Regions from separate parts of the Homo sapiens genome. Here region 2 is linked to region 1. Evidence: read pairs that join two places in POLR2A ChIA-PET (ENCODE). Cell type or tissue: endothelial cell of umbilical vein. All regions are shown on one strand.

What was found. ChIA-PET counts read pairs that join two places held together with the same protein. Peaks named below come from ENCODE experiments on the same cell type or tissue, not always from the same donor. Only the 100,000 strongest peaks of a DNase experiment are listed, where the experiment ranks them.
Region 2: POLR2A ChIA-PET joins it to region 1 with 8 read pairs; 1 of 35 experiments calls an interaction of 5 or more read pairs at or near these places.

Annotation. Positions count from the first base shown.
Region 1 is chr4:55,357,675-55,360,174 of GRCh38, forward strand. SRD5A3 (steroid 5 alpha-reductase 3) reads left to right here. Exons shown (of 5, transcript NM_024592.5): 2 at 1,672-1,814. Among named protein-coding and RNA genes, the nearest start is that of SRD5A3, 13 kb to the left of the region's middle. In endothelial cell of umbilical vein, no CTCF peak of the experiment used is centred here; a DNase peak (open chromatin) is centred at 1,157; H3K27ac peaks cover 1,434 bases.
Region 2 is chr4:54,997,666-55,000,165 of GRCh38, forward strand. No RefSeq gene overlaps it. Among named protein-coding and RNA genes, the nearest start is that of KDR, 130 kb to the right of the region's middle. In endothelial cell of umbilical vein, a CTCF peak has its summit at 1,524; a DNase peak (open chromatin) is centred at 1,556.

The DNA.
Region 1 (2,500 bases):
GAGATGGCAAATCCAGTGATAGAATTTTATTTATTTATTTATTTGTTAAGACACAGGGTCTTGCTCTATTGCCCAGGCTGGAGTTGCAGAGGCAGAATCATAGCTCACTATAACCTCAAACTCCTGGCCTCAAGGGATCCTCTCACCTTGGCCTCCCAAAGCCCTGGGATTACAGGCATGCATCACCATGCCTGGCCAGTGATAGAATTTGCTAACAGTAATTGGCAGAGTGGAGTGGGTTGCCATGGAATGATCAGGTTGGATCAGAGTTTATCAGACTGAGTTTGTAGGCATGATCTCAGGGGCTGTGCATTCTCTTACAAGCACATTCTGGATCATCTGGAGGAGCCCCTGCGATTATGTTTAATCCTCTTTTGGCTCTAGGTTGTCTTTTATTGTCACAGACTAATGAGAAAAAGAAAAGAAGGAGTGGGATTTAATATATGCACGATGCATTGAAGACCAGGGAAAGCCAGATGACCGCCAGGCACTCAATAGAGTCAGAAAGGTTTCAGACTGAATAGAAAAAAATAGAAAAGTATACATAAACAGACCTCAAAAGAACCTATGAGGGGCTGGACATGGTGGCTCACACCTGTAATCTCAGCACTTTGGGAAGCCAAGGTGGGAGGGATCTCTTGAGCCCAGGAGTTTGAGACCAGCCTGGGCAGCATAGGGAGATCACATCTCTATAAAAAGTTTAAGAATTAGCCAGGCATGGTGGACTACTACAAGCCTGTGGTCCCAGCTACTTGGAAAGCTGCGGTGCGAGGATCACTTGAGCCTGGGAGGTCAATGTTGCAGTGAGTGGTGATCACAACACTGCACTCCAGCCTGGACAACACAGCAAGACCCTGTCTCAAAAAAAAAAAAAAAAAAAAAAGAAGAAGAAGAACCTGCTAGGCCCTAGGCCCTTGTGCCATATTAGGTGATTTTTTTTGTTTCAGCAAATCAACATCATCTTTTGCATTAAATTAACATCGCTAATTTCAATTGCATTGGTTTTGTGGTCCTATTTGTATTTAGTTTGTAGATGTGTTGATTGCAAAATAGGCCCTGTAGTTGTCTGAGAATTATAACCATAAGGAGTTAATACCTAGTTTTATGATTGTAGTATTAGTCATGTTATAATAAAAGTAATTTAGGTCAACCCAATTTGGAAAAACACTGAGTCATGCCTGAAGATCTTTTACTTCCTCTAGCCCCAAGTGTCTGCGATTATGCAAATCATGTGTAACAGTTGTGTGGCTATTACTGCAATATTGTTTGGGATATAGAAATCAAAATCTTTCACAGATTTAGCTTGTTTTAGCACAGTCTAGGTTCTCTTTGCAAGGGCCTGCAGCCTCCGTTTTGGGAACTTGAGTCCAATTCTGTTACCCAGCAATCAGAGAGATTGCTAACTAAACTTTATTCTAAGTTTAACACAGTTGGTTGTGTTCTTGTTAACCTCAGAGAGGCCTCTTTTTCCTGAAAGTTAACTGGTCCCGTTATTTGAAAGGAAATTTTAAGAACCTGAACACCTATAGGATTCAGATTCTATTAAAAAGCAAAGGTATACTTTGGGAATGGAGGGGTGGGGAAAGACAGAGAAACTAAAAATAATCTTCCCGTATAAGAGCTTGAAGTGGATCTACCCTAATTATTGCCTCGCTTGTTTTCCTTTTGCAGATATTTTTCCCACTTTTATATCATCTCAGTGCTGTGGAATGGCTTCCTGCTTTGGTGCCTTACTCAATCTCTGTTCCTGGGAGCACCTTTTCCAAGCTGGCTTCATGGTTTGCTCAGAATTCTCGGGGCGGCACAGTTCCAGGGTAAGGACTCCCTGGGCTTATGACAACGCTGCATCCCGTTTCTGTTGTTCCTGTCTGCAAGGGAGCAGTTTTTGGCATTTTGTCTCCTCTCTCGGCACCTCCTCAGAAGGGCCTGGGAAGTGGAGGATGAGGGCAAAAAAGAGCTTTGCACGGTTCATTGCCGGATGGCCAAAAGGATGTCCCTAAGCCCTTCCCTGAGAAGGAGACAGAGCCAAGAGTTAGCGCTCCTGACTTCCCAGCAAGTGCTGTGTTGTGTGCAGAACTGGCTGCCCTCCCTCTGGTATTTTTAGTACTGTTGATAAATTTATGAAGAAGTCTTTACACAAAAGGGGGAAAGCTTTTAGGATCTGTCAGGTTTGTCTGGAAACATTTATCATTTATACTGTTCCAACCAAACTCATGACTTAGAACTCCAGAAATGTGATTTAAAAATTACTTTTTCTGTCGGGTGCGGTGGCTCACGCCTGTAATCCCAGCACTTTGGGAGGCCAAGGCGGGCAGATCACAAGGTCAGGAGATCGAGACCATCCTGGCTAACACGGTGAAACCCTGTCTCTACTAAAAATACAAAAAAAAGTTAGCTGGGCATGGTGGCGGGCACCTGTAGCCCCAGCTACTCGGGAGGCTGAGGCAGGAGAATGGCATGAACCCGAGAGGCGGAGCTTGCAGTGAGCTGAGATCGGGCC
Region 2 (2,500 bases), 360 kb before region 1:
ACACAACTTATGAATATCATCCTCATGAAGATTGGCTAATCAAATGTTTCTCCCTGCATTCTGCCAAGAATTTAATTAAAAATGGCTTTGATGGTGTGTATCCAAGGAAAACTAATTCCTGGTTTTAACTAAGGAATAAATGAATACTTAAAGCAGGTTGCTATGATGGACCAGGAGTGCACAAGTAGAGTTTTGTTTTGTTTTGTTTTGTTTTTTGTTTTTGTTTTTGTTTTTTTGAGATGGAGTTTTGCTTTTGTTGCCCAGGCTGGAGTGCAATGGCACAGTCTCGACTCACTGCAACCTCCACCTCCTGGGTTCAAGCGATTCTCTTGCCTCAGCCTTCCAAGTAGCTGAGATTACAGGCGCCCACCACCATGCCCAGCTAATGTTTTTTGTATTTTTAGTAGAGACAGGGTTTCACTATGTTGGCCAGGCTGGTCTCGAACCCCTGGCCTTAGGTAATCCACCTGCCTCGGCCTCCCAAAGTGCTGGGATTACAGGCATGAGCCACTGCACCCAGCCACAAGTAGGATTTTGACACATTGAACTGGTTTGCATGCCAAATCTAGTCAATGGCTTAAATAAGTTGTTGAGAAAGATGTTTCTTTGGTGCAAAGAATACAGAATAAGAAAAGTGAAAATATTTGATTCAACAAACTTTTTGAGAGTTACCTATCAAATACTCCATGGAAAGCAATACTGCTCAGACCACTACAGTCGCCTTGCATTAAGCATCTCATGATCTCCATTTCAATCATAATACTTCTTCAGATGAATTTTATTCATGTATTTCATTCCACTCTTACCTGATTCCCTATAGTGTCTTTGTATTATTGCCTTGGACTGCAGCTATGCTTTGGTGGCAAGAATGTAGCCTGTGTTCAAGATCAACTTGAACAGGTTAAACTTTTCAATTGGCTGCATAAAGTTTGGCAGGCACTTAATCTGTCTCAGTTTGCTCAGTTTGTTACACCACAAAATGCAGCTAGTGATACCTACCTATTGGGTTGCTATGAGGGGTGAGTGTGACCATATATGGGAGTATTTCTCAATGATCAATGGCATAGGCAAGACCAGAATCAGGGTGAGATGAATGAGAAGCAACATTTAAGAGGACACCAAAAAACTACCATCAGGATAAATATTTTAATAAAATATGTTGCAGAAATCTAAATCAATGGAAAAAATCCATGATGAACAAAATACCAAAAATTCAGGCTCTGGATATGAGAATATGAGAGATATAACAGTATGTTTGATAGAGGTATAACAGACAAACATTTGACCAGTGGTCTTTCTTGCCACGTCATACGGTTTTAATCCTGTCCTTTACTTCTCAGCAGCTGGCTTCAGAGCATCCATCAGTGTCTGCCTCCTCACTATCCAGCCAGCTGGGAGCTTTTTTCTCCTTGCTATTTGCTTAAATTCTTGCTTTCTCTTCCTTGGAGTACATAGTTGCCTTTCTGACAATTTTCAACTCTTACTCTTCAAGTTCCTTTATTGTCCTGCTAGGGGTGCTCCAGTTCTTTGGAAAAACTCTCTTTTTAGCTCAGGATTTGGTGCCAAGAGTATTTTAGCCTTGTTTTTTCTGATGTTGGACTCCTGCATCAAATGCTGGCTCTTCCTCAAGATCTCAAGTTCAAGTAATGTTGCAAAAAGTGTGCACTCTCAAGTGAGCTGTTCACACAGAGTTCCATTTACTGGTCCATCTAGGTGACAAGCCAATACATACAACCTACAGATTTCATGGAAACACAAAGGCAACCAATGTCTGATTATCAGTTACATGAAGCAAGTTTAGAAGACTAGGTGATATGTCCCTGAGAGAGAGACTCTTCTCTCTGTCACTCAGGGAAGGACTCTCTTCTTCTGTTGCAAGCATGGGGCATTGATTGATTTATTAATTCATTGATTTTTCTTATCACCATCATCAGATCCCTATTTCTACCAATAATTACTACCCTTTACTGGTTATTTACTATGTGCTAGTTGCTGTGCATACATTGTTTCATTCAATCCTTGTAGCATGCTTTTGGAGTAGGAATTATTAACTTATTTAAGGATGAGGAAACCCAATCTTAGAGATGCTCTTATAGCTATCAATAATAAATTCTCTTATGTATTCACTCTACAAATATTTATAAAGTTCCTTAAATAATTGAGCTTCTGTGCTAGTATCTTTGGAAACTAAAATAGACTGGCTGAGTGCTATGGTTTGAATGCTTGAGTCGTTCCAAAATTCATGTTGAAACATAATCCCTAATGCAACAGTATTAAGAAATAGGGCATTTAGAAGGTTATTCGGCCATGAGAAATTCACCCCCTTGAATGAATTGGTGCCTTATAAAAGGGCTTGAGTGGGCACAGGCACAGCATTCCTCCCCTGTGGAGGAAGAAGTGTCCAAGGTGCCATCTTGGAAGAAGAGACGGGGACCTCACCAGACACTGAACCTGCTGGTGCCTTGATCTTGGACTTGCCAGCCTCCAGAACTGTGAGAAA